4 separate regions of the Mus musculus genome follow, and all the other regions are linked to region 2. A link is a loop called in an ENCODE intact Hi-C map of the cell type or tissue named here. Cell type or tissue: left cerebral cortex. All regions are shown on one strand. Each heading gives the region's core, and the rest is flanking DNA. Links, peaks and the distances in the headings are about the cores only.

What was found. A loop is a pair of places that touch in the nucleus more often than their neighbours do. Peaks named below come from ENCODE experiments on the same cell type or tissue, not always from the same donor. Only the 100,000 strongest peaks of a DNase experiment are listed, where the experiment ranks them.
Region 1: it touches region 2 in a loop (2.1-fold over the local background); 2 of 42 quality-filtered maps call a loop at or near these places.
Region 3: it touches region 2 in a loop (8-fold over the local background); 24 of 42 quality-filtered maps call a loop at or near these places.
Region 4: a loop joins it to region 2, with 7 times the contacts of the local background. A loop is called at or near these places in 23 of 42 quality-filtered maps.

Annotation. Positions count from the first base shown.
Region 1 is chr7:113,897,872-113,905,304 of GRCm38, forward strand. The region is part of intron 5 of Spon1 (spondin 1, (f-spondin) extracellular matrix protein); the gene reads left to right. Among named protein-coding and RNA genes, the nearest start is that of Gm51454, 130 kb to the right of the region's middle. In left cerebral cortex, for the core only: no CTCF peak of the experiment used is centred there; a DNase peak (open chromatin) is centred at 4,215.
Region 2 is chr7:114,017,121-114,024,553 of GRCm38, forward strand. The region is part of intron 7 of Spon1 (spondin 1, (f-spondin) extracellular matrix protein); the gene reads left to right. Among named protein-coding and RNA genes, the nearest start is that of Gm51454, 16 kb to the right of the region's middle. In left cerebral cortex, for the core only: a CTCF peak has its summit at 3,893 (motif pointing left); DNase peaks (open chromatin) are centred at 3,367 and 3,836; H3K4me3 peaks cover 704 bases; H3K27ac peaks cover 571 bases.
Region 3 is chr7:113,374,554-113,381,986 of GRCm38, forward strand. No RefSeq gene overlaps it. Among named protein-coding and RNA genes, the nearest start is that of Btbd10, 8.9 kb to the left of the region's middle. In left cerebral cortex, for the core only: a CTCF peak has its summit at 3,568 (motif pointing right); DNase peaks (open chromatin) are centred at 3,517 and 3,941.
Region 4 is chr7:113,605,931-113,613,363 of GRCm38, forward strand. No RefSeq gene overlaps it. Among named protein-coding and RNA genes, the nearest start is that of Far1os, 45 kb to the left of the region's middle. In left cerebral cortex, for the core only: CTCF peaks have their summits at 2,073 (motif pointing right), 2,273 and 3,402 (motif pointing right); DNase peaks (open chromatin) are centred at 2,177 and 3,358.

The DNA of each region.
Region 1 (7,433 bases), core at 1,665-6,664, 120 kb before region 2:
TACCATGTTTTACTTTCTATTTATTGCAGTGTTTTGTAGGCCCTGTAGATGAAATATCACAGTGTTCTCATTAGCTCTAGCCTTTGCTTGACTAACAGATTATCTTGTTTTAATAACATGTGCCTTAAAGTGGATCTCGCCTACACTCTTGCTTGGTTTCTCTTTCCTCTGACATATCTTGATTAACTTTATAGTAATTTCAGACTTTTGAAGGTTTTAAGATCTCCTAGGAAATTATTGAGTTTGCCCTATTGGAAGCAGTTGTCTTCTGTTCGGTTCTGTTTTGTTTTGTCTCCCAAATTCTTTGCATTTACAATAACCCAGTCTCCCCCAGGTTCTGCTCGGCAAGTCCCAGATGATTAGTTTAGACTTTCTTTGGTATTACTCCATATGATACTATTTGACTGGCTTGGGTTTTGCATATGTTTAATTTTCATTGGCACTCATTTTCTTCCCTCTTCAATTAACTGTTGATTTATAAGAAATGGGCTGTGGAATGTAGCCTTGGCGCAAGACACTGGGTTCAACCCTTAGCTCTGCAAATATTAATTAATCAATCAATTAATTAATTAATTAATTAATACTAAGTAGAGGACTGGAGAAATGGCTCAGCAGTTAAGAGCACTTGCTGCTCTCAAAGAGGATGTGTGCTTAGTTCCCAGCCTCCAACATGGTAATTACAACCATCCAAAACTTAGTGCCAGGGAATCTGATGCCCTCTTCTGGCTTTCACAGGTACTGCATGCACCTGGTTCACATAACATTCATGCATGCAGGAAATAAAATAAGTATATAATAGAAAAAATAAATCATAAAAAATAAAAAGAGCAAGGATTTCCTTTCTGTTTTTTCTATATACCCTCTGCTCATTAGAGCAGTGTCTTTGCTTCACTTTATGGGAAAGTTTTAAGGTTAATTTTCATAGCTCTTCCCATTTCCAATTTACACTGATTTCATTTGGTGCTTAGTTTGTTTATTTCACTCTGCTTTTATCCTGACAGTTCTTAGCTGGAAAGTCCGTTTCCAAACAATAGTTCTGTTATTAGTTTTAATTATTTATGTATGTCATCAATAAATACTTATTAATTCAGGATTTCTTGCAGTCTTTTAGAACATTATCTTTCCTCTTTTAAGAACTCCTATTTTCAGAGGAAAATAGTAAGCCAGTGCTTGTTCATTAGTGAGTGATTTTATTTCTCACATCTGAACATTTGTAAAAATATTTTCACTTGGAAAATAACTGGATTAAAAACCCAAATCCTTTTTTTATTAAAACTTTATTATAAAGAACTTGCAAATAAAAATAACATCACACTGCAAAATTAACCAGGCTCAGAGTCTATATGTCTCCATGAACTTCTGTACAGTTAGTAGAGCCATTCTGAAGCTGCAAAGCTTCACACTGGATTTTACGTTTTCACCATTACATCTATTTTTACGCACGTACCCTCTAACAACAACAGAAATCCCTGACGGAGTTGGAACTAGAAAAAGAATTAGCCTTGGGTGTCCATTACAGCATTTACTGCATGCTTTGTATGTGGTTTTTCCATCTCAGTGAAGAAACCTGTTCTTCATTCACTCATGACCAGATTCCTACAAGGAGTCTGCAGCTTTGCTCCTTGTTCGATGTGTGTTTTTCATTTGCAGCCGAAGTGTTTCATGATTTGTTTTTATCTGAGCTATGTTAATTGAATCTGAAGGTTCAGCTCATACCTCCATCTATTTTATTAACATGGATATTTTTCTTCTAGTTGGTCTTTTATTTTTATTTCTCTGTCTTTTGTCCTTTGCTCTTACCCCATTAATTCCACAAGTAGATGCAATGCATTTGTTCTGTGTGAACAGTGTGCTTAGTGGGTGCTTTCTCTTGCTTTAAGAATCTGCTTCTCCCAGAACACTCCATCCTCCATTTCTGTCCTCTCATTTCTTCATACTCTGCACAGTTTGGCTATTTCATTTTCTCTCTGCTCAGTTTCTGATGGCACTCAATCATGTATCTGACCTTACCCTTGCTTACAGCTTGCTACCCACTGCCCCTTCCTCCCATAAGGATCTCTTCAGAAGTGGGCATAATATCTTTCTTATACATTTCTTATACCACTGTAAGTTTTCCTAAAGCTGTTTTGATTGTTGTTTCATTCTGCGGTTTATTGATTTTTCCCTCCTACACCTACCCTCCTCTGTACGGGTTCTCCGTGTGCCTTCTTCCTCTCACACTGCCAAAAGCTCCTGGTCGTTCCTTGTTCTTGGCCACTCACTCTTCCTTCACCTCTTCTTGATGATACGGTGTCTTAGCTGCTTTTCTCTCACACAGCCCTGGCAAGCATCCCTCTCAGTTTGCAGGTTCTCTTCTGCTTTGGGGTTGGAAGCACAAAGAAACACTTGCAGTTTATCCCTAGCCACAGGTAAATTCAGAATGAAGGAACAGAAAAGGAGACGAAAGATAAAATACCATGACAGACAACTTATAAAAGGGTGGGTTTATTTGACCTTACAGTTCCAGAAACTAAGAGTTACCATGGCAGGGAAGCGTGACAGCACAGGGAAGCGTGACAGCAAGCAGCAGGCATGACAGCTGGAGCAGAAGCTGGGGGCTCCATCTTGAACTATAAGAAGGAAGCAGAGAACATGAACTGGGAATGACATGTGGCTTTGAAACCCCAATGCCCACTCTTGATGACACATTTCCTCCAACAAGGCCACACTTCCTAAACTTACCCAAACAGCACCACCAACTGCGGACCAAGTGTTCAAGCACCTGAGCCCATGGGAGGCTCTCATTTAAACCACATCTGAGGATTACTTCTAAACCTCTGCTTCCAGCTATTTTATTGGCGTTTGATTGGGTCTTGGATTTGGTAAGGCTGCAGCCTCTTTCCTTCCTGCATCCTCTTCCTAGAAGCTCAAACATGGACTTTATTTATTTATTTATTTATTTATTTATTTAGTACATCCTTTCTTAAGATGTACCTATCTGGGACTAACCATCCAAAATTCTGTCTTGTGTGAAGTAATTTTGTCTCTCAAGGATGAGCCCCATTACCACTGGAAGGAGTAAGTTAACTTGTTGATACTCTCTTGCTATTCATTCCTGCTGCCTGGCAGTTTCCAGAACTCGGGATCACTGTAGCTCATTCCTGTAGCTTAAACCTGTTCTCAGTGATATGAGTGTGGGTAGGGGAGACATAGAGCTCATTGCCAGTCACAAGTCCACGGGCATATAAGTCTAACACTACCAATCTCCCTAATGGGGGAAAGTATGGGGTTGACTCAAGGCTAGCCCCAACCCAACAGTTTTCTCTATTTTCTTCAAGCTTGTTTGCTAATCTCTAAGATGTGATTTCAAGAAATGTAGGTATTAATAAAAAAGACTTAGGTGGGTGTGGTGGCGCATGCCTTTAATCCCAGTACCAGGCCAACCTGGTCTATATAGTGAGTTCCAGGCCAGCCAGGGCTGCATAGTGAAACCTTGTGTTTAAAAAGAAAAGAAGGGGGTGGGCAAAGGCTGATTTAGTCTTTCCTTCTGCATGAAACTATTCTAAACACCAAAAAAAAAAAAAAAGCCTTATGAACTTGGGGATGGGGTACTCAAGTTCCATTAGTGATAGCCTTTCGTATGGTTACCCAGGAATTTGCACACAAAACTCTGCTGAAGCTAATAGCATTTATGAACTCAAGTTTTCCAAACAATGTGTTGAGAAATACACCCTCAAGAATTGTTTATTCCAAGAAAGGCCAGATATTTATAAGCGCAAATGGGGTTTCTGCAAAGGTTGGTGCCAGGCACTCCAGCCCTGGCAAACATCCCTCTCAGTCTGCAAGAACTCTACTGCTTTGGGGTTGGAAGCAAAGCAGAAGTACAAAGAAATGCTTGCAGCTTACCCCTAGCCTCAGTTAAATTCACAATGGAAGACCATAGACAGGGACGAAAGATAACAGGAAATCTCAACACAGATAGCCCTGCACTGGAGCCCTGGTCTGTGGTCCAGGAATGGGGTTGTTGAAATCCCTTTATTATACTACTGAGCTGATTGATTAAATTAAAAGTTATGAGCCAAATGCCCCGAGCATCTTGGAACCTTCCTGCGTCTGTACATATTCATGTGGTCCTAATGACCCTCATTGGACTGGAAAAGCAAGTGCTTCCTGCAGGGAATGCATGAAGAAAGGCTTGGGAGGAAGCGAAACTTTAGAACAGCCAGCAAGAGTTTAATTAAACTCGAACATTATAAGCTTGCCTCTAAACTGAGCAAAACGCACCACATTTCGCCCCCACATGGAGCGACTCCGGGTCCTTGCAGCTCAAGTGGAAAGAACAATGGGATGCAGAAGGCTTTCTCTTTACATCTGGCTCCTCGAAACAGGGATAAGAGGTTTCTGGAGGGTTTTGCTGCCTGGAACAGTTACTGTTTACAGATGTGAGCGGCTTTCAGTCATTGAATGCAAATTGCATCTGCTTTGTTGTATACACCCTGGGAAAACCCAAAGGAGGGAATAATGTGCCTTTATCCGCCCACCCACATTGGGATTCAGGGCACAGTCTTTGGGGGTTTATTGGGTCCCTAAGCAACCTTTGAAGAGAGCTGTCTGTCCATCTGTCTGACTGCCCTGTCTCCAGCACACATGGATTCTTTTGACTCTGCTTCTCTGGTCTCTGGTTCTATCCTTGGTCTGCTGACTACATTTTTTGGTAACCATGTCTTGTGTTCAGGGATCCTAGACTAATTCTGCGTGCCTTGACAGTGTTGATCTGTAATCTGAAGGCAAGCTCCTCAGCAGGGATGAAGGGAAACAAGCTTTGAATGCAGAGGCTTAAAACACACACACACACACACACACACACACACACACACACACACACACAGAGAGAGAGAGAGAGAGAGAGAGAGAGAGAGAGAGAGAGAGAGAGAGAAAGAAGTGAGAGTAAGGAGATGGCAGTAAGCAGACTTCTGCTAGAATTCTTAATCGCAACACCAAATGTCACAGCAATGTGAGGGCTCAAAGAGAGGATTTCAGAAGGGATAGGCTGTAATCTGTTTCTTTCACCAGCAATAGCACAGGGGTGTCCAGGAGTCCATCAGTCCTCTGCTGAAAGACACAATGTATTATATGGTCTAGACTAACCTGGAAGCCATCTTGGCATTTTAACCTGATGACTTCCTTAGAAGGCTTTATGAAGATTAACTTATCCCATTCCTGCCTCATTTTACTCATCTACGAAGCAACGCATGCCCGCAACACCATATGGAAATGTCTTAAGAGTAACCTGAGTTCAAAGTGAACCAGCACCAGAAAAAGATACTGCTCAACTTCTGTGTCCAGTTTCCTGTATACAAAGTTACATGTGCATCCCTGTGTTATAGTAGGTGGGGTGGGCTGATATTTTCCAGTCCTTTCCCAGCCTTGGCATGTGCTGTGAGCTTATCAGGTATTGTTATGTAGCTGGGCAGTGGTGGCCCACGCCTTTAATCTCAGCAACTGGGAGGCAGAGGGAGGCAGATTTCTGAGTTTGAGGCCAGCCTGGTTGGTCTACAGAGTGAGCTCCAGGGTAGCCAGAGCTACACAGAGAAACCCTGTCTCAAAAAAATCAAAAAAGTATCATCATGTAGAGTGTATGCATGTTTCTTTTAGCTCAGTGCCAAAACCACAGCTCATGATGCCTGAATCTTGTAACTATTGTGTTTTTCCAGCCTTATCGTTATCCCACCCAAATTCTCAACCTTCCAGTGGGTTGGCTCTGCTCTCCTGCTGCTTTCTCAGATAAGTCCTTCTATCATTGAGGAATAACTTTGTCTAAAGCCTCTACTTCCTCTATGTCACAAATGGAGAGAGAGCTGGGTTTCAGATACATTTTATCATTCTTAGCTTAAGGAGCTTAAAATGGAAAGGCGGGGCTGTGTATGTAGCTCAACTAGTACAGCACTGCTTGGCATACACAAAGCCCAAGGTTTTATCCCCAGTCTGAGTGTGGTAGCACATATCTGTAGTGCTAACATGTGGGTTGGAGGCGAGAGGATCAGAAGTTTAAGGTCATCCTCAGATACATCTTGAGTTCAAGACCAACCTGGGATATATGAGATTCAGTTTCAAAAATAAGTAAAGTGAAATTAAAAGATATTGTTTAAGAGGTCCTATAATAAAAACCTAACCAGAAATGAAGAAAGAGTGACACAGTCCTCAGTCAGAAAGGAATTTAATAACAAATACACTTGCACAACAACCCAGACAAACACATGGAACCAATCATCTGCTAACCGAAGCTGGTAGCCCCTGACCTGCTTGTTTGGAACAATGCGACATAAACAGAGTTTGAGATTTATATGTTCTGTGATTTCTACTGCTTAAGGTCAGTTTCACCCAGTCTCCCTTGCCTACAAAAGTCATTCTTCAGTGGAGACTGTGCGACCACCAGTTATGCGAAAAGCACAGCCGGGGTGATAGAAGAAAGCCAACCCAGTGTCTAGGGAGGTGGCCTAGTGGATGTATTAATCACTGTTCTATTGCTGTGAAGAGACACCATGACCATGGCAGCTCTTATGAAAGGAAGCATCTAACTGAGGGCTTGCTTACAGCTTAGACCACAAATATCATGGTGGGAGCGTGACAGTAAGCATGGCACTGGGGTAGTAGCTGAGAGCTAGATCCTGTGACGCACACACACTCATGCTCACACACGCACTTACACACAGGCACCTCACACACACAGACATACACTACGCACACAAAAGAACAACAGAAGCTTTTAGCTAAGCCCTGGGACAACTTCTTTTGTGTGTCTAACTAGGTTTCACTTGGCCTTTATTTCAGCCTAAGCCATCGCTGCTTTGAGGCACCTTCCGTGACATCCCACACTGGGCTATTCCCATTCTCAAAGCCTCTTTACAGCCTTTTGTGCCCTTCCTGCGACTTACTGTTTAGCACAGCTGCTGCTGCTTTCCTGAGGATAGCCATGTAATTTAAAGCTTACAAAATTCAAGATTAATCCTGAAGAAAGATTAAAGCTGCTTTCTCAAGCCCACTATACAGTAGAAAGGCTGCAGAGTAAAAGTGTCTTTGACATTAACTCACAGCCAATTTTGGGGAATGATTCCATGGAGAAAGGGAGTTTGGCATTAGTTTATATTTGCACATGGAAGGATTTTATAAACACGTGACAGACGTTCAAGAAACCTGTTATGGGCTGGTATGGTGGTATGTCCCTGTATCTCCAGCACTCGTGAGGCAGAGGCGGGAGGACCTCAGGTTAGAGGCCAACCTATGATACATAGCAAGTTCCAGGCAGTCAGTGATACATCGTCTCAATTTCCAGGGATTCTTGGGTTTCTTGTTAGAAATCTACTATTAAACTTCTCTTTCAACACAATTTGCATGGCTTATTTTTTCTTCATTGAATTTAAGCTACATTTATTTAAGGTATTATAGCAACATCT
Region 2 (7,433 bases), core at 1,153-6,152:
GCTATGTCCCTTGAAGAGTTTATCTGCCCTGAAGACTTTGATGGTCCAAGGGGATGCTGCCAGTTTCAAACTATCATAATCCCAGATGGGTGGGTAGATGACCAATTATAGATACTAGATGATGGATGGATTAGACATATAGATAGACAGACAGACAGACAGACAGATAGATAGATAGATAGATAGATAGGATTGATAGGATAGAGGGAGGAGAGAGAGAGAGAGAGAGAGAGAGAGATCAGTTTGAGGAGTACCTTTCCATAGATGGCCCTTATTGAACTTAAACTCCTCGTTTCCAAAATGGAACTCCTCACATTGTCTTCACCCTATTCTTAACTGTGCATGTTGGGTAGTGCGTGCCTTAAGTCCCAGCACTTGGGAGCCAGAAACAGATGGATCTCTTTGAGTTTGAAGCCAGCCTGGTCTACGTAGCTAAGTTCTAGGTTAAGTGGGGCTATACAGTAAGATACTATTTAAAAAGAAAAATCACCAACAAACAAGGAACTCTACTCCTCTTTGTGCGGGAAAACATCTGAGGTGCAGTGGCTCACAAAGCCTTGCGCGGTCTCCTCACTCTTCCGAAAGCCGGTCATTACCTGGCTCCCCCCCCCCCCACCCCCAGCTAGTCAAGCGAGCACCAACCTTTCCTTCCTAACCTGCTTCAGCGCATTCCATAGTTTCCCATAATCCAATTCGTCAACTATGCTGTTATAGGTGATCTGTTAGGAATCCAGACCTGCTGTGTTCCCTCTTCTTAGCATCTTCCTATCCCCAAAATGTGCATTCAGGAAGGGAGGGGTGTCTTTCCCAATCAACATCCACAAGAGCCCAGGTACCTCAGCGGGTACTGAGAGGAATTCTCTCTGTCTCCTCTCATGGTGACCCTGATAAAGTTGTGCCCCCTCTGTGACGGGCCCGCATTTGAGGGCATTGGTCCATTTGAGAGCAGAACAGGAATATCGGACATATCCAGATGACGGGCCCTAACCCACCTCCTCCCTTCATAACAAGATTCCTCAGACTCATTTTCTCACTTTCTAACACACTTCTTTCTTCTAGTCAAGCTTTTAATCAGCCTGAAATTAATAGCATAATATCAGTAATAAATTGACTCTTGTCTCACAATGACAGGAAACAAAATCCGACCTCCGCTTTACCCCGAATCCGTCAAGCAATGACAACCTAAACACTTCATTGATTCAGTCTATACTTATTAAGATCCGAAGAATGGCTCCATCGAGGGGGATGGGGATACTGTGGTGAACGGAACTCTTCCCGGGGGCCTGCAGTTCAGTGGGGAAAGATATTTAGCGAACGTAACCTATATGTAAGGGAAAGTCCTGGCTAGGTCAGGATGAAGAGGAGGATAGCACTTTCAAAGCGTTAAAAGGCTTCTAGTTTCTGCGTAACTAGATGCAGAAATCAAAGATGAGCCCTTGTGTGGAGCCAAGTTATGCAACATGAAAAATTTAAGAGTGGTAGGGTGGTCAGGAGGTTGGAGTAGGAGAAACATGGTCAAGGGACATTATATAGTTGTGTGACAATAGCCTTGTGACATCCAGTCCTCTGTACCAACAGAAGAAAAAGCTTGTTTTCATTTTTATTTTAAAACACTTATTGAAGAGTTTTCAGCAGAAGACTGTGATCAGACAGCATTTGAAAATCAAAAGGCAATAGCCATGTCAAGGTTCCGATATGAAACGCTGAATTAGGTGGGAAGTGCAGGCAGGCAGCTGCACAGAGCCAGGAGAGAGGTGTGGGCCACTTCTGAAGGGAGGGTGGGTAGGAGCGGGGAGCAGACAGGTGCAGAGGTGAGCAGTAGCCCGTCAGGCTGACAGCTGTGGAGACAGACTGAGGGGGAAGTGAGGGAGGCAGAATGGTCAAATGCTTCTCAGGTGTGGAGCTGGCCCAGTCATGGAACTGGGAACCCTGCCATGACTGAGGTCATTAGATGAAGGTTAATGGGAAAGCCCATGAGAGCAGCTCTGCCTATGACATGTTGTTAAGATGCCCTAAAAGGTGAAGGCCAAGTGCCCAGTTAGGACCTAGCTCTGAATTTCAGGGTTCAGAGTCTCTGCAGATGCATAACTGAGTCAAGGGTAAATCAGAGACTGCCCAAAACCAGGGTCACTTGACAGCGCGGGGGTGGGGGGGTGTGGAGGTTAAGAATAAGGCTTAGGACAGAGCCCCCAAGAGCCCCCACTCTTCATGGTAAAGCCTTGGCTTCAAATGAAACCAAAAGAGAACAGCACAAAGGTGCCCAAGGAAAGAGTAGCTCCCTGGAACCCAGGGAAGACTGAGGGACACAGCCAGCTAGGCCCTACCCAGCATGAAGTCAGTCAATAGAGTCACAGACACTAAGCCACTGTGCCCTTCTGCTGTGGGATGGGAGAACCCTGCATGCAGCAGGGGAAACCTTAACCCTGCTGTAGAAGACAAAGTCTGACTTGGTTGTGACGCAGAAGGGAAGAAAATCGAGTTGGATTTGTGTGTGTGTGTGTGTGTGTGTGTGTGTGTGTGTGTGTGTGTGTGTGTTTTGGTGGCTTGGAGGTGTTTTAGGTTTTGGTGACGGGGTTGTTTCTCTCTCTCTCTCTCTCTCTCTCTCTCTCTCTCTGTGTGTGTGTGTGTGTGTGTGTGTGTGTGTGTGTGTGTTACTTCCAACGGGTGAAAGACATGTTGAAATTTGAAAGAAGTATTATATGGGGAATACCTTCCCACACTTTACCTGCCCCTCAGACTTTCTGAGACCCAGTGGAAACAAAGATAAAAAAAAAGGAAGGAAGGAAGGAAGAAAGAAAGAGAGAGAGAGAGAGAGAGAGAGAGAGAGAGAGAGAGAGAGAGAGAGAGAAAGAAAGAAAGAAAGAAAGAAAGAAAGAAAGAAAGAAAGAAAAAACAAAAAATTAATTGATGGCAAACACTCAGTTCACAAACAGCCCAAACCTTTCCACCCCACACTATGGGCTCATTTAGGGAAAGGAATTTTCCTTTGATTTTCCCAAACCCTCTATTCCCCTTTCCTTTCCAAATCTCATTAGGAAGTCAAATTAGGAAGCCTGCACGAAGCCAGGTTTTGTTTTGCACTAACAACCCCGCCCCCCCACCACCCCCATTCTCCCCCCCCCCCCCATCCCCATCCCTGCAAGTCTGATGGAGGTTAATGGGATTCCAGCCTCTTCACCCAGTGGAAAAGCCAGGGTGACCTACTTTGCAAAGCACTGCCTGTTGAAACTGACTTTTTTTCTCAGCAGTCTTCATCCGCATTCCCAGCACCCCTTCTCAAAGGGCAGGAGCGGATGAACGAATCAACGGTGACATGTTTGATTCAATAAATCAAGCCAGAGCCCTGACAGCCCAATGTTCGGGTAGAGACAGGGAAAGACGAATTCCGAGCAAAGCCGCATCCTTCACTGGTTCTTTGCAAACACAAGTGAGAAACAGTTCCTGCAATCATTGTGAATTTGCACTACTCCAGGGTGGTCTGAATGCTAAGAATTACCGGAACTTTCAAAGATATTCATCTCCTGGAAAGGACTGGCATTCCCCCTAAATTATTCCCACCCATTCCTCTTGGTTATCTCTTGCTTAGACAATGGCCGGTGTTTGTGAGATCAGCGGTGCAAAGACTGGGTCTACTTCTCCAGAAATGAAACCAGAAACAGCCCTCGGATTCCGAGGTCCCTCTTGCCTCCTCCTAGCAAGAGTCACCTGGGTCCATCGACGCCCGTGGGGTAGTAAAGGAACTCGGACTTGAGCAGGTGGTAGATCTGCATGTCCAGATGGACTTGGAATCCCAAATACCTTCTGGTTAGAAACTAATGTTGCAAAAACTTGACAAACCCTGATCCGCCAGCACCGTGCTTCAGTCTAATGAATGGCTTGGGCGCCCCCTAGTGGCTTAATAGAGTTCCTGCACTTGAGAAAACAAATTGAGACCAAAGTAAAACCTTTTAAAAACTATTACTAGGTAGGTCTCACTGGTGAGGATTTGTAACTTAGAAGGCAAGGACCAGAGTGTAGATTGATCATAAAATCATCTCTCGCCTCTTTTCCTCTGTGGTATTTTGGGAAGTTTTGCTGAAAATGAGGCACTGTACTGTCAGGAACCAATGAGAAGCCATTTCTTCACAGTTAAATACACTGGTCCCATATTGCAGGTTTAGTAACTACAAGGAAAGGTGGGGTTAAAAGCACTCGCTTCTCTGCCCTCATCCCATGCACCTCACCCTCTCAGAGGTCAGGAAAGACATTTCTTCATGTACATATTTATTTTTAATTTATGTGTGTGTAAACTGTTCATAACTTTACTAGGACTGGGTCTTTTTCTCAGAGATGTGGCTTATCACTGTGTAGATGCTGACACTTTTCAATTATGCTGGATGGGGACACTTTTATGACACTCTTATTTTTCTTGGCACCAGAGGTCTTCTGATTCACATCTTAGGTGCCCTCCAGAAAGCTAGAGGCTTGGTCTCCAGCTGTGGCATTCTTAAGAGGTGATGGAAACTTTAAGACTTGGTAAAAAGGCTCACTGGTGGTGGTGCACACCTTTAATCCCAGCACTCTGAGGCAGAGGCAGCTGGAGCTCTGAGTTTGAGGCCAGCCTGGTCAACAGAGTGAGTTCTAGGACAGCCTGGGCTACACAGCGAAACTCTGGGGCAGGGGAGGATGGAAAGAAGTTAGGCCTGTGGAGGTGTGTGCCTGGAACATCTGCTAGGACCCACCTATCCACCCACCCCTCACCCCACCCCAACCCACCCCACCCCTCACCACCTTCTTGTAGCCCCACCATGGTGCACTACGCTGCCCAGTCACAAGGAAATGTGGTCAGGTGACCATGGATTAAAATCTCTGACACCATTAGCCAAAACAAGTTTTTCTTCTTCAAAGACATTTTTCTCCAATGTTTTGTCAGTGGCAGTGGCAGAAAGCCAGAACGAGAGGGTCCATGGAGACTTTTACATTTTGAAATATTTGTGTATAGATATAATGACATGCCTCGGTGACAGGACCCAAATTTCAGCATGCGACAGGTTGCATGCACACCTTTTACAGGAGAATACGTTTGCACAATATTTGAATGCATCTGCCATTTGCCTGTGACCCATCGTGTGGGGTCAAGCGTGGAACTCCCTATTTGGGTTTCATGTTACCGCTCAGGAAGCTTCAGATTTGGGGGGTTTTAAGATTTGTAATACCAAGCAGTTCTGGTCATTACCCACAAGTGTTAACTGATGTTAATTCAATCTGTTTCTTTTGTGGTTGCTTTTCCTGTTTCAAATCTGAGAAAGGAAACATTTCTTTTCTCTTCTTTTCTTTTTATCCCCACCTTGAAAAGTAACATTTCTTAGTAGACACTTTTCTTAAATGTTTGACATTTCTCTACAGTCTGGATATTGGGTTCTAGAGCTGTATGGTGTTCCTTGCAAATCTGATGTTTTGTTTTGTTTTGTTTTTTTTAGTTGATTCAGTCTGACAGCACTTGGTGTCCAGCCTTTCCTCTCTCTCCACTCTGGCCCACTAATTTCTGTTCTACTTCGAAATATCATATTATTTTTAATTAAATTTGTCATATACTGTGGCATGCAATAAGTCTCCCTGCTTAAAAAAGAAAAAATTCACATGTAAATCTTAGATAAAAGAAAAATAGGCCACCAAATTGGCAGAATGTCATATCGTCGTGGAAGACCTGGCACCTAAGAGAGCATAAATAAGAACTTTTATTAAAGTTCGATTAAATTAAAGAGCCCTGGTTCTGGCTAGCACTTCCTAAGAAAAAGTCACACATATGCTTATCCATTTCATTATTTTAAGTAAGGTTTTTATAAGAGAAATAATAAATACTTTGAAGCGACCTTTAATTAAATTTGAAGGTCAAAGGAAATAGGAAAGCTCCACATTCATTTCCTAGATTAATTCATTTATTTCAACAAACATTTGGAAGGAGCCCATTGCATGGTAAGATCTGTGCCAGGCAAGGAATTGTAGCTGAAATACCCCCAAAATGGCCTCTACTCTATAGACTGGGGAGAAAATGACATTAAACAGGAAATTCTGAATGACATATCAGATCAGTGAATGAAGGTAGGTCAGCGGTGCTAAGCAGTTTGGGAGAATGGGGGAAAATTCCCTCATGGAAGCACTGAAGAGCCTGGGGGGAATTTTCTCGTCCTAGATAAGAGAAAGGGGCAAGTTATATCTAAAGATGCTTAAAAAAAAAATTGTTCCTATATCCTGTGCAGTCAGAATTGCCGTGCTACTCAACTGAGGGCAAGGCGTTTGGGAGTCTGGCTTTTCCATCCCTTGAAGTCTTTAAGCAGCCACACTGGTTGAAAAAGCTTCTGTGAGGGCTGGTTGTTGAGTGATGTCTTAGCTACTTTTCTTGTTGTAACCAAACCCGGTCAAAAGGAACCTAAGAAAGGAAAGGTGTGTTTTTGACTCATGGCTTCGGGAGATACTGTTCATCTTAACAGGAAAGGTGCAATAACCGGACCGTGAGATGCCTGTCACAGGACATCTGCAGCCAGGAAACCCGGAGTTGTGGAGTGAGGCTCAGCTCACTTTTCCTTTATCCCCTTTTGCATTCAGTCAAGGGTGCCAGCCCATGGATGCTCCTTCCCACATTCAGGGAGGTCCTCAATTAAGATCTGGAAACACCTTTGAGAACCTGGTATCCTAGGTGATTCACAAGCCAGTTAAGTTGACATGAAGATTCACCATCACACAAGAAGGTTATGTCTGTCAGATATATAAGTACCAGTTCGTGCTAGGTTGGAGTCAGGGTGGTTCCTAACGCTCTAGATTCCGTAGGAGATTTGTCTCCTTAGGTTGTCACTGTGAATCCTGACACTTGTGGCCTTCAGGAGATGAATAACCGTCTCTGAAATTACATACTTATGGAGATGGGGAGACAGTGAGTGGGGTAGTCTGTGTGGCAATGGAAAGGGGGGGGGAGGGCAACATTCCCAAAGGATGTGAGACAGGCACTGCAAGACAGAGCAGTCACTCAATACAAAGCTGAATGGGTAGCGCCACAGTTCCCAGGCTGTAGGATGGTGGTAACACACGCCTTTAATCCAGGGCTTGGGAGGCAGAGGCAGGCAGATCTCTGAGTTTGAGGCCAGCCTGATCGACAGAGCGAGTTACAAGAGCTAGCAAGTCCAAGCTAGGGCTATACATAGAAACCCTGTCTCTATTGAATGAAAGAGAAAGAGAGACTGACAGACAAACTGCTGAGGCTAGAGAGAGAGCTTAGTCAGCAAGCCAGAAAAGTACAAGTTCAAATGTTAGGTGTAATACCACATGCTTATGATCCCAACTTAATGGAGGGAGAAATAGGTGAATGCTTGAGGCTTCCTAGCCAGCCAGCCTAGCCTACTTGGCAAATTCCAAGACACAGAAATCTTATCCGCCCCCACCCCTGCAAAAGGACAGCT
Region 3 (7,433 bases), core at 1,667-6,666, 640 kb before region 2:
GTGTACCTATGGTGTACTTCTGTTACTGCTGCCATCCTTAATTGGCACAGGAAATTTTCAACCCTCTAACATGGATGGAAGGCCTGCAGCTCTCCAAGAATCCTATACAGCATCAGCATCATGTTGGTATTGCAGAGGCATCCAGCCTGCGATCCTGAGCAGCTAACCAGGTTTTCAGTCTTCCAGTACCCTGATAGCCATTTCTAGACTTCTTTAATGCTAAAGGGTTGTAGAATTTCCCCACAGGCACCTGCCAAGTTAAAGCGAACCGAGCTTCAATGCATGCCACTAAGGGCCTAGCTTTTAGAATTTTTGGAGGGAGCCTCACCAAGTTCCCTGTAAAAGAGATAAAAGCAGGTTTAGTTACTGTAGCAGCCCCAGTATGAACTGCCTAGTACTTATCACATAAAACAATCTAATAAATTCCTTTTCTTAATATTTATAATCAGCAGTTCAGAGAGTTGTAAAATATCTTCCATTCTCCTGTAGTAATTGTCTCTGAGGTCTACTGCCTCAGTCTGCTAACCTAGGCCTAGTCCTGGAAGTTTCTAGCCTCCATACAATCTTAACTAGGTCTAGAATGCTTTCAGTATCTGAAACTTAGTGCTGAATAAGTTTACCATTTCTTTCTTTCTTTTCTTTTTTTTTCTTTTCTTTTTTTTTTAAGTTTACCATTTCTTATTCTTTCTGGTCTCTAGCTGGTTCAACTCAGCCATTCTGGCTCAAACTCCTATTCAAGCTGACTCAGTCGGGCCTCAATTCTCTCTCTCCCTCTCCCTCTCCCTCTCCCTCTCCCTCTCCCTCTCCCTCTCCCTCTCCCTCTCCCTCTCCCTCTCTCCCTCTCTCCCTCTCTTCCTCTCCCTCTCTCCCTCTCTCCCTCTCTCCCTCTCTTCCTCTCTCCCTCTCTCCCTCTCCCTCTCCCTCTCCCTCTCCCTCTCCCACCCTCTTGAGTTACTCTGCTTTGCTTCATATTAACTTTGGCAATCTGTTCTAATCTTCTGGCTCCTTCTCATTCTCTGGCTTGTTCTGTCTTCATTTATGTCTATCTTGTTCCCTTTGTAACCTGTCTCAGTACAACTGTCCAGGTCAAACTGCCTTTTTCCTTTCTCTCTTCTCTGCCTGCATTGCTCTCTTAAGTAAGCACTTTTTCCTCTCTTCTCATGAGAATTGGACATATCTGTAGTGGCCATTCCTGGTTGTCAACTTGACTATATTTGGAATGAACTACAATCCAGAATTGGAAGGCTCACCAGTGACCCTTATCTGGAGGCTTAGAAATAGAAGTTTCTGATCTGGATCTTGGTATAGAGATCTTGAGCCATAGTGGCTATGGATTCCAGAAGATTAAATCTCCGAGTGAATTTAAGGTCATCTAGGATTAAAGGTGTGGTAGAACACACCTTTAATCTGGGCTACACCTTCTGCTGGAGACAATATAAGGACATTGGAAGAAGGGAGTCTTGCTCTTGCTCCTTTGCCTGCTTGCTGTGTGAGACTGAGTAACTGCTAGATCCTTGGACTTCCATTCACAGCTACTACTGAACCATTGTTGAGAATTGGGCTGCAAACTGTAAGTCATCAATAAATTCCTTTTTTATATAGAGACTATCCATAAGTTCTGTGACTCTAGAAAACCCTGACTAAAACAATATCCTATTCTGTCAAATTTTTCTCTGATTCATCACTTTGTCTGCCATTCTCAAACATGGGTACTTCCTTTTATAAACTAACTTCACCTTCATTGTCTAGGATTAAAGGTATGTGCTAAGGGCTCAGCTACACCACAACTAGGAACAACTTTTTTCAATAGGTAACAATCTTAGGCTGGAGAGATGGCTCAGTGGTTAAGAGCACTGGCTCTGAGTTCAGTTACCAGCAACCATATGGTAGCTCACAAACCATCTATAAAAGGGGTTTGATGCCCTCTTCTAGTGTCTCTGAAGACAGCTACAGTGTACTTATAAATAAAATAAATCCTTTTTAAAAAAATAACAATCTCAGAGTTCACAGTGTGATGGAATATCCTGCAACAGAGAGTGGTCCTTGACCTTTGAAGAAACTGTTAGGTATATTTTTATTTACATCAAATAAAGCAGTTTTTTAAAAGGCCTGCCCAATAAGCGGGAAATCACACCTGGTACTGGAAACCTAGCCAACTATCTGGGGCAAGTGTGGTCATGGGTCTTGGGGAGAACATATAACTCCCATTTTATTAAGTCGGCATAATTTTACCGTACATTCTAAATATTTATTCTTATACTCATAGAGAAGTGTGGATCTCATCTCTCCTCAAAGAAACATCTCTTTTGGACAGATGGAGATCATTACAGAAAACCACAACCAAACTGCAGAGAATAAGTGACTATATTATTGTCCATCCTCAATGGGTAGATTACAACACAATTGCAGATACATCTACAACATCTCACTCTGTAGACCAAACTGGCCTTGAAACCACAGAAATCTGCCTGGTTTTGCCTCTCAAGTGCTTGGACTGAAGGTGTGTCTCACCGAGCCCAGCTAGAAAAACTTTTTTTTTTTTTTTCAAAAAGGAACATAAGGAAAGGAAAGAGCACAAGATAAAAAACATACTTTAACAATGAAAAGAAAACATGATTAAAATTAAGGACAAAAAATAATTCTTTACAGGTTTAAAATAGCCACCCAAAGAGTACAGGTTATTGCCGTTGTTCTTGGTTACCCACTGGGACTTGATGGTAAGACCCTGTTGTTGAAGACACCACATAGTTTGCTCGTAGAACTTCGAAAAACCAAATTGATACAGATCTGGAAGCATCATCCTTGCTGGCTAGCTTCCACAGTGCTGGAATGTGTTTTGCAGGTTCCTAGGAGAGAAAAAAGTTAACAGTCTTATTCAGCCATGATTCCTCCAAGCTCCAATAATCTGTGGCCTGACAAGACATGCCCTTTGGTTCAATAATGACATGAATGTTACAGGGTAACCAAAAACTTCCTAATTGGATTTAAGTCCCACTACACAGGAAAGAACTCTTGTGTACTAAATCTGGCCAAGAACTTGTGGTTAGAGAGGGCATAGGCCCTACTCCCACAATTTTATTAAAGGGACACAGTGTCAAACTGCCCTCTAAATACTTGTACCCACAATGCAGCTCTCTCTCATCAGAGAAGCTCCTCTGTGCAGTGGTGGTTATATAGAAATTACAACAAGCCAAACTGCAGAGAATAATTGACTGTGCTGTGCTCGGCCCTGAACAGGACATTTGTATCTCATCTTCACACTTCAAAAGGCCAGGGAACCTTGCAGAAGAGGGAGGGAGAAAGGTTGGAAAAGCCAGAGGCATGGGAAGATTGTTGCAAAATGTCTTCTGAACATGACTATTCCACTCATGGATTCATAGAACCCGTGGTTGCCAGCATAGAAAATGGTACAAGAGTGAGTCAGTCAGTGCGCCAGCGTAAAGAGGGAGGAGACTCATGAGACTCCACCCCAACCCTAGATGAGGCGTGGTTGGCATTTGATGCTTCTAGAAAAGGGAGTCCCTTTTCAGTGGCATAGCCCACAGTCGTTTACCCATCCACCAGTAGATGGCACCCTCTATCCATGTGCATACCAGTAGCACTAATTAAACTTGCTGGAATAAAAGAGGAAGAGGTGGTCATGACATTGGAAAAGGGTGGGGCATGTCCCCAGAATAGTTAGGGGGAGGAAGAGGGATGAGAATGACCTAAATTCATGTGTGAAATTACAAAATAAATAAATAAATAAATATTTTATAAAATATAGCAAAAAGTCAAAAGATGAGAAAAAGAAACTAAAAAACAATGAATTGGAGAAGCCTCTGTGTGGGTCTCTTGGAATCTGCAAGGCGGAGTCCCTTGTGTTTCCTAAACCTGGCACTGTACCAGCAGAGTGCTGGGCTGGCCTCATGATTGCTTTGATACTACATTCATCTTAGAAACTTCCCTTTTTATGTGCCCCAGAAGCAAATGCTGACCACACTGAGCTTTGCAACCCGTGGAAGAGGTTTTCACTTGCATCAGAGAATTATTGATTTGTGTATGAAGGGGTGTCTATGTGTAAGCCAAGTGCTATCTCCTACATGTCTCAGAGAGCAGGTGAAGTAGAGATCTGAGCTCTTTTCTGGAGGGAAGAACAGAGAGAGAAGCTAGCACTCAAGTTTAGTAGTTTCAGATTATGCCTAGCAGTCAAACACCTCGTGGGTGGGTGGAGGCTGCAGAAATCAAGTGATCCAGTGTGCTTGGGTTCAGAGCCTTCAATGAGCAGTTTGCTGACCACAGACTTAAGCTTACAATTCTCTATTGTTATCCTCATATTACCAAGTTTGCTCCTTGGTTCAAAGAGTAGAAACATTGTGCTTTCACAGCCCAAATTCCCTTCTGTCTAAATTTCTTAGTATGTCCTCATCTGCCATGCTCTTCTCCATGACTGTCTCTTGTGGCCCTCTCCCACCCAAACACTGGTAGGATGACTCTGGAAGTTCCTCTCATGATTTTTTTTTTTTTCGAGACAGTGTTTCTCTGTATAGCCCCAGCTGTCCTGGAACTCACTTTGTAGACCAAGCTGGCTTCGAACTCAGAAATCTGCCTGCCTCTGCCTCCCAAGTGCTGGGATTAAAGGCATGCGCCACCACGCCCGGCATGACTTGTTTTTCTTAACAGTCAGAGATTCACACAGAGGCAGCTTCTAATCTACCACCATACTCTGGAAATCCTAATGCCTTGCTTCATAAGCATCCTGAGATCAAGATAATGGGTCATAACTGGAGTGTAATTCAGTATTTAGAGAGCATAATTAGCATGTTTGTGGCCCCAAGACACAGCAGTCAGTCAAGAAGCAAAAGGATGCCACAAGTGGAAAAAGGTGGCTTCCAAGTGCCTAACAGAATTTGTCCTTCAAGGGTCCACCCAAGCAGCCTCTAGTACAAGAGGGATCCAGCCTTCTCCAAAGAAGGAAGGCTGAAGCTAAGTTCGCAGAATGCAGGATTCCCTCCTGGGGATAGAGAGGGGGGTGGGGGCTAAGATACAGACAGGGTCACTATGCTGATGGAGAACATCTACCAGTGTGTGGTCCCCATTCTAGCCTGAAACTTATTCTTAGAGCAACTTATTATTCAAAATAACTCATATATATAGCTATGTTATATTGGATACTAACAAGCAAAAAAAAAATGACAAACAAAAACTTTAAAATGGAAAATATGGAGGCTTAGCAATGGTGAGTGGTGAGGAAGGGAATATGGGAAATACAGACTGTGAGTTACAAAGACAGATATTTGAAAAAAAATTAGATGTTGTAGTTTTTTAAATTCACAGATACATGGCTAACTAGGAAAAAAAAACAAGAGAGTAATGATAAACATTAAGAATATGGTAAAAAAAAAAAAAAAAAAGAAGTCAAAGATCCTACATGGAAATTCTAAAATACCGACAGCATGCTATTATATAATCTCAAGGGTGGAAAGTGGATGTTCATTTTATATTTTCTTTATTTAAAAAAAGTGGGGCTGGAAAGATAATTTAGCAGTTAAGAGCACGTGCTGCTCTTCCAGAGGACCTGAGTTCTGACCCGAGCGCCCACATCAGGCAGCTCACAACTGCTTATCACTCTAACTCTAGTCTTATATACACCCTTACACACAAATGAAGTCTTTTAAACAAGCCACATATATTTTATACAAGATTGTAATATACAATAAACTTCACTATTTATAAAGAAAAGCTATGTATTCCCCTCTCCTCCCACCACATCTCCCCCTCCTCCCCTGGTGCTTTGAGAAAGAGTTTTTCTGTATAGCCTTTGGCTTGCTTTTCTGTATAGCTCTTGAAACTTGCTCTGTAGAACAGGCTGGCCTCACAGAGATCCACCTGCTTCTGCCTCTGCCTCCTGCCTCTCTGCCTCTCTGCCTCTCTGCCTCTCTGCCTCTGCCTCCAGTGCTGGGAATAAAGGTGTGCACTGTCACCACCTGCCTAGCCATTATTTTCTCTTATTCCCCTTTCCTATAGATCTCTTCTTGCCCTCTCATTATCCATTTCTCCTCTAATGTCCTACAAATACATATTTCTACATCCTGCATATGAGATGCAGTCTAGTTTATTTTGCTTAACACGATCTCCAGTTCTATCTACTTTCCTGCAAAAGTCATGATTTCATTCTTTGCTGGCTTAAATTTTTAAAAAATGAAATATAAAATGTATATTATTTTCAAGGATTCTGTAATAAGGCAGATATAAGCTCTGTGGTGGTGGTATGCCACCTATAATCCTAGCAGAGTCAGGCAGAGTTCAAGGCCAGCCTGAGCTATAGAGTGAGTTCCAAGTACAGCTAGAGCTACACAGAGAAAACCTGTCTTAAAAGAAACAAAATAAATAAAATAAAGTTATTAAAAAATTAATTTGTGTGATGGACATTTAATTGTAGTCAGACAAAGTACATGGAATTAACATCCTGGAAGTGAAGACTATATGTGTTTATAAGGAAAGCATTTTTAAAAGTCAAGTGCTTTATATTTCCAAAGAGCCTTTTGCTGACCAGTTATGAAAGAGAATATGACAGTATATTAAGAGTCTTATTTTCTGGAGAAATTATTGACACACTGCTTTTAAGGTCAAGCATATATTAAGAAAGAACAGTAGCATCCCTCATAATTTAAAAATTAAAATATTACAGGTACTGGATAAAACTATAAGAAACAAAGATGTGTAATAAGAAGGAGAAAAGAGGTAAATGTGCCATTATTTTGCATGATCAACAGTATAAAAAGCTTTATCACAAGATAAACAATCTTACCTAATAAATGAGCCCAACAAGGTTATTAGTCTAGGAGAAAACTGAATATTATCCTGCACAAAAATATTATCAACTAGAAAAATAATAAAACCATAGTTTCCCTTCAGGATAGACACAGATCTGGATTGTATTTAGTAATTAACACGAGCTGTGTAAAATCCAGAGGGAAGTGCTGTAAGATCGAGAATTGACAAATGGGACCTAATGAAACTCCAAAGTTTCTGCAAGGCAAAAGACACCGTCAATAAGACAAAAAGACCACCAACAGATTGGGAAAGGATCTTTACCTATCCTAAATCAGATAGGGGACTGATATCCAACATATATAAAGAACTCAAGAAGGTGGACTTCAGAAAATCAAATAACCCCATTAAAAAATGGGGCTCAGAACTGAACAAAGAATTCTCACCTGAGGAATACCGAATGGCAGAGAAGCACCTGAAAAAATGTTCAACATCCTTAATCATCAGGGAAATGCAAATCAAAACAACCCTGAGATTCCACCTCACACCAGTCAGAATGGCTAAGATCAAAAATTCAGGTGACAGCAGATGCTGGCGTGGATGTGGAGAAAGAGGAACACTCCTCCATTGTTGGTGGGATTGCAGGCTTGTACAACCACTCTGGAAATCAGTCTGGCGGT
Region 4 (7,433 bases), core at 775-5,774, 410 kb before region 2:
TCTTGAGTCCATTTCTGGCTCCTGGATTCCAGTATCCTTATTCTGTTTGGAACATCTAATAGTTTTTTGTGCTTCATGTCTGTCCCTACCTTACCTCAATACTTGCCTTCCAGTCCAGTTTCATGAAAGAAGCATGTGACTGGCTGATTAGAATACTATATCTCATGAATTTGGTGATTGGCACACTAATCAACATTTATTCTACAGAGAGGCCAATATAGTTTTTGTTTGTTGGTTGCTTGAGACAGCTGCTGGGGCCACCACATGGTGATTTGGGTTTAGATCTGAAGTGTTGCTCAAAAGCTCATATGTGGAAGACTTGGTCTACAGTTATAAGGTACTGCTCTTGGAGTACTGTGTTATAAGGTACTGCTCTTGGAGGTGGGCCTAGTCAAAGAAAATTAGGGGTGTGTCCTTGAAAGGGTTATTGGACCTCAAGCCTCCCCTTTTTTTCTATTTGCTTCAGAAAGTGGTCAATCAGCCTGTACTACCACGTAGCTCCTGACATTAGGTTCTGCTTTAGAGCTGACCCACCTAGGATTGACACCCTTGAGTCTGTGAGCCAAAATAAATCCTTACCCTCTTTTAAAATACCTTCTCAGGTACTTCAGCCTAGTGATGGAAATCCAATCCTACCACATATGAACACATGAAGTCTGATGATAATGCCAGAGAGGAAACATAATATAGAAAATTTTCATTTTTAAACATCCATCATTTAAACCACTTGGATCGAGCCATACCTGAATTTTAGACTTTTTAGATAAGCCAATAAATCACTCAATTCACTTCACTTCTATCTCTTTAAAGACTTTCGACTGTATGTTCTATCATTTATAATAGGAGAAACTCCAAAAGAATGTTCATCCTGCCCATCCCGGGGGAGTTACACAAAGGAAGCCCACGAATTCAGTGACTCCTGATTCACATCTCAAAGAGTGTGACTTCTAGAGTCAGATGTGTTCCCTCTGGGTCATGAGGTCCCTGAGATTCTCTTCTGGACCAGGAGTTTTCTCTTAAAGGCAACTTTTGCAATGGTTTCTACTTTGGTTCAATCAAATCTGGAGGTTCAATGTGACTACCTTTAGAACAAAAGCATGATATTTCTCCCATAAGGCAAAGGCCATTTAGCTCTCTGGGACACAAGTGTTTGGCTGTCCTTGAGCAAGAAGAGAGAGAGATTTTGAAGTTTACAATTGCCTACCATTTGGGAAGATATAAGTGAAGTCAGCCAAGTCTGTAATTGTCTATCTTTCTTGCCAGCATAGCACATCTGCTTATAAGCTAATAAGTAGTGAATTGAGGCCATGTTTGGACTGTCTTTTCCTTTTCTTTTAAGTCCAAGGTAAACTGTCTCTTGCAGGGGTCATGTTCATGAGAAACACTCTTGGATGGGTGTCTGATTCAGAGCACCCTGGAGGATGGGTATCTCTTTCTGCTTTGCTTTGAAGAGAGATACCTCCTTGTCTTTGAACACATGGCTTGGGTGGGACCAAGGGCCAGCTCACTCTGGCTTGTCCAGAGACTTCATCCTTGGATCACTTTAGAATTCAAAGTCACCGAGCATGCCTATAAGCATCTAAACGAGAGAATCATGATTTTGCTTTTATTATTTTTTTTAGCTAAAATCATTAGGAAAGAGAAGGTCATTCCCTTTCAGGATTGCTGCCTGTGAGGGTTTTGGAACTGGAGGGTCTAGGCACCATCAGTGGGAAATGATGATGGGGGGGTGGGGTGGGGAAGGAGCCACCAAGAGAAGCAAAGAACTGGGGAGAATGGAGGTAGTTGAGAAACACACATACCGAGGGACCAAATCTGTGTCCCCAACTTGAAGCTTGAAGCCCCATTTACATCTGGGCACTTTAATTAGCAAAAGTGTTGTCGTTTCTAGACAGATTTTCTCAAGGGTAGCTGAAATAACCTTGTGAATACATAAATGCCTCAATTGCTTACCATAGTACTGCACTTTAGACATGAAGAAGGCTCAAAGCCAAGGAGCCAGGATAGGGTTCCCAAGGCCCTGCTGGGAGATACGGACATCTGTGACTCTCATGATAAAGCAGGGCTGACTGGACCTGATCCTGCCAGCAGGGGGAATGGTGGTGGTAATGTCGATGTGTACTGGGGAAGCAGCCCACGCTCAGTCTGTTTTGCTGTCACACTTGCGTGTTTGTGTGTGATTTTAACATAAATTAGCTCAAATGTGCTTGATAAATGGAACAACGCCAGTGAAATGCGGTTCATCTGCGAGGCTCCCGGCCTGCCAACATTTTGCACTGGCAGGCCTTGGAAGATGCAGGCAAAGTGCAGGAACCCAGCTGGATACAGCACGGAGGGAGAGAGACAGCATTTCCTGCAGCTCCCAGCAACTCCAGGCCTTTTGCCTCAGGGAAGTCTCCAGTCCATGTTAGGAGTACTTGTCAGTCAGGTCTCACTGATCCTGTGCCCGGGGTGGGGGGGTGGTGGGGGTGGTGGGGGTGGGGTGGGGGTGGTGGGGGTGGTGGGGGTGGTGTAGGGTAGGGGGTGCGTGTTTCCTTCTCCAGGTAACTCAGAAGGTCGTAGTTTCTCTTACATTGACATCCATCAAGCTGTCCTTTCTTCCTGTCTTAAAGGCAGAGTCCTCTATTTTCTCCAGGCTGTGTTGTGTATTAGGAACTGGACATTCTTCTTAAACCACTGGCATCTTTCACGGAGGTTATCTATTTGGGGTTGTCTGCCGCCGTCCTATTTTTCCCATAAGTCTTAATTATTTTTAGTTTGCGATTTTGCAGAGAGTGTGTTTCTTTCCCTCCCCTTAGGAACACATACAACTCATTGCTGCAAGAGCACCTGGTTTTGTTTTTTTGTTTTTTGTTTTTCCTTCTTTTTTTTTTTTTTTAAAAGAAGGGGGAAAAATGAGAAAATATCTGAATAATAGCTAGCTACGGATGTGCTGACCACATCTGTTTGGCTACAGGTCATGTAGGTTTTTCTTGCTATTTCAAAGTATCTCCAGAACTCAGCCTACTTTCTTACCCTATTCTTGACTAGTTGGAAATATAAAGAACTTGTAACCGACTTACAGATCCTATTGGGTCAAGACTGGATGCCTGCTTGGGTTTCTGAATACAATTTTCAACCCTAGAGACCCAGCACGTGCTCTGTCCCCTAGTCTCCAGAAGGAGCCTTCAGGCAAAGCCATATCCATGAACAATGCTGCATAAGCAGATGCTAACACCGTAAAGCATGCAGGATGCAGGCAGCTGGAAAATTGTGCTACAAAAATAAACACCCTGTTTCTGCAAATTGGGCAACTCTCATTAGCCCCAGGAAGCTCGTTTTCATGGTTAAGTAGTTAAGCGGCTGATTAAAGGCACAAGACCATTTAGGCACCTGCTTATTTGTGCATTTTCCTTTTTGTTCCGAACTTTGGCCAGAAGATGGTGCTCGTGAACACACTTTGGCAAAGTCTCTCTCTCTCTCTCTCTCTCTCTCTCTCTCTCTCTCTCTCTCTCTCTCTCTTGCTACAAATTCTACACCTGCAGGTGCTCCTTCAGCTGAGAACATAACTTGGATCTTGCAAGTCCGGGAAAAAGGCGATTTGAAAACCAGCTAGAGGTTGAGTGACTAAGAATGCAACACCACCTGCCTTTTTTTTTTTTTTTTTTTTTTTTTTTTAGATTTAAAAATCCAGTTGAGGAGCATGTACAGCCCCAACTGTTGTTACATCAAAGCACAAAGTCTTAGTATCTTGAAATTAAGGGAAAGGCATTAGAGGAGACTCTAGCTTATGTTTGGACCTGTATTAGAACAGAGAGAGCTTGGCACACCAGAGAGGAGTAGACCTAGATTTAAATCTTGACAGCAAATACCACTCATAGTGGTTTACACCCCCTAGACGTGTTCTCACATGCTCTCAAGAGTCTTTGAGCCATTATGCACCATGCCCACATCAGTAGTAGAGGAAGAGATTTCAAAGCCAAGGAATCCATCTCTGCATCTTCAAATCTGGCTTTTAAGGTGGCTTCTGCTGCTGTTTGAAGACCTTTCTTTCTTTCTTTCTTTCTTTCTTTCTTTCTTTCTTTCTTTCTTTCTTTCTTTCTTTCTTTCTTTCTTTCTTTTTGAGTGTGATGGCCAGCCAGATCTTACACAGAGAAGCAGGCCCAAGTGAGTGGAATTCCTAATCCTACCAGCCATTTTGACTCGCCATGTGCGGGTGTTCTCTGAATGGGTTACCTGTTCCATCTTTATGACATCGGGAGGCTGTTACTCTTATTACCGTGCTTCACAGGTGTGGAAGCAGAGGCTTATGGAGTTGAGATAATTTGCTCAAGGTCAAACAAGAAATAATGATTACAGCTAAAACAAGATCCAGCTGGCTTCCGAGCCCACAGTGTCAATCTCTAGACTGTCAACCTCTCATCAGCCATGTTTCTAGAGTCTACCTTCTCATTTCTGTTCAAAACCTTCTCAAGGGCTTCCACAGCCCCTGGGATAAAGGTCACGTTACTTAGCCTGACATTTAGGGAGTTTTATGAATCACTTTCAAGTGTGGGCAGATTAGAGAAATGGCAACAATATTTTCAAAGGCTGTGTCTAAGACAGTGGCCTCAAGTGGGCATTGCTTTAGTTGCTGGAAGAGCCTGTGCTTGCCCCTATAAGTGAGTATTTATTTGCAAATTATTACGGATTCTATTTTCAACCCAAGCATTGCAAATCATTAAATATTAGGTTATTTCTGATTTGAACACATCCCAAACGGCTTCAAACTTTCCTGCCCATACCTCAGTGGAGGGTCTTGTTCAGTGGAAAAATCCCTTTGACACAGACTCCAGGGATATGGCTTTTCTTTCATGTTGCAAGATTTGTTTATATCATTTGCCCTCTGAGAGGCCTGGGGACAGCATCATCTGCTTCTCTGACTTAATTGTCTCCTAAAAACCCAAAGACAGTGTGTAATTGTTCCAGGAGGAATTACTACTGGGCTTTGATTCTTATAGTGGTATAAAAGTAGCGTCAGCATTTGTAACAGAACTCCACAAAGCATGCTTTGCATGAGCGCTCCTTGCTTCTCATCATTACTTTATGGTGTTTGCTAAGAAGTATGTTTTCCCCCCCATAGTCTAAGTTTCTTTCTCGAGCTAGTGGATTTTCTGTTCTGCTTGCCTGCTCTGTTCTGCATTGGTAAACTAGAAACTGAATTCACTGGACACTGAGATCTGGTTAATGAATGTGAACCTAGTCACCAATGGTTTGGAAGCAGATTCTAGATCTTTGGATGCTCCTAATGGGGAAAAGACAAGCAATTTTAAAAATCTAAGATCGGTTAGAGTCTCATTACAGTGAATTATGGTACGAACTTAGCTATGGAGGGAGGAGTGCAGATTAGCAGTGCCTTGCATTCTCTTTCCCTTGTGCTTTTTATGGAGGCCAGAAGTCATTGTTACCATTCTTCATGTGAGAAAACAGGGGCTGCTTTTACAGAGATGCATCTCTTGGCTTCTTATTTTGGGAACCTTGTGTTAGCCATCTTCCCTTAGCAATTTGAGCCCTGGGGTGAAGGGTTCTGCCTGTTTCCAGAACAGGATGGAGATGGAGGCTTAGAGGTCCCTGAGATGGAAGTGGAAGGACCAAAGTGTGAGAAATGCTCCTGCTGCCATAATTCCCATCATGGTGGGCCATATTCCTTCTTAATCCATGAGCCAAGATAAGCCTTCTTTCCTTAAGTTACATTTACCAGGGGGTTTGTTACATCACACACACTTGACTTAAGCCCCTCCCTCCCAAATTGAAAGCAAGCTCTCCCAAATAGTGCTCAAAGCACTATTCACAATAGCCCCAAAGATGGAAACAACACAAGGCTTCGTTGATGGACGAGTGGATGATAGAATGCAGTTTTTCGGTACCTGCTATAGACCTACCATTCATAGACAGGAAAGACATTCTGATGCATGATGCAGCAAGGGCAAACCTTGAGGTCATTGCCCTAAGTCAAATAAGCCCATCATGAGAGGACAGCTCTCATTTCCATCTAAAGTGGTCAAGTGCATAGGCAGAATACTAAATGGTGATTACCAGGTGTGGCTGCGAGTGGGGAGTGTGAGTTGAATTTCAATTTGAGGCCCACTCTGGTAGCTGGTAGCCACATTTGCACAACAGCATGCTTACATTTGAGGCCATCGAGCTGCTGGCTCAACAACAGTTAATAAATTTTATGTTATGTGTAATTCATCATAATTTTAAGAGACATCGACACCCACTCATCCCAGGGCAAAACACTTTGCTCAAGTCTGTTTGCTTAACCTGCCACCAAATAGGTTGGCCCCAAGGCCATATCCTAGAAGTCTGCATGGGTACAGGGAGGGGCCAAGATGAGTGCTTCTTGAACTGCTAAGCAAGGCCACATGCTTCCTTGCCAGGTGCATAGTCCTCTTCTGTGAAGCCCTCCTTCCTGATGGAGTCCCTTGTTGATCCCTATGGATAAAAATGGAGGACTAGGGAGAGCAGAGCCCTCTTGAGCAGGGCAGGGTAAAAATCAGTTTCGCTTGTATTTCTGCATATCTGTTGTATATCTCTAGGTACTGGGATACAGTGACATCCAAGGCTAGCCTAGAGAAAGCCATACACAGGGCAGAGGCGATTGAGATTGACCTTCAGCACATGCAAGCTGGGAAGAAAGGGTGAATCAGGCAAGGCCTGGTCCACAAGGTCTTTTCACTGATATTGATGTTGATCTCACGTGTACTAAGCCAGGCTAAGTAATATGTGACTTCACATGTAAAATTTCCTGCTGTCCTCATAAGAACTGTATGTGGTTGATACTACCAATCTCCCTGTTTTAGAAGTGAGAAAACACGACCAATATTGGGAAAGGAAGTTGATTACAGCCACACAATGAGGAAGTTACAGAGTCAGGAGCTTGGCCCAGACCTTCCTGTTTCCCACGCAGGGCCTCTACAGGGGACCTGAAGTAGAGGTTCCTGGAACATGTGATGGAACATGGAGATGGATAAAGCTAGTTTCCCTCCAATAACTGCCTAGGTAAAAGTCCTGTCCAGTCACCATTTTGCCACCATGGTGACCTTTTCACACATGGTACCTTTGCACCGGCTATGAAGCTAGCTGTGAGCTCATACTCACTTCCAGCTGGGCTCTTCAGTGAGCACATCCTCCGACTTGGGCTTCTTAGGTCAAGATTAAATGGGTGCTCTTTGGTCTGCTTTAGAAAGCAGCTCTCTATAGAAGGCTTCCTTTGTTGTCAGGATACCTCCCATCATATACACATTCCTTCATCACTGGTCTTTTTATAGAGTGGGTTTCAGCTTTATTCTAGCTAGCTGTTGGTTTGCCGGAAGGTGGATTTTTTTTCCCTTTTAATTTACCTGAGGGATGGGGCAGGCAGCTGATCCAGCATGATTATAGAAGAACTCGAGTCTTAGACAGGGGGTGTGAAC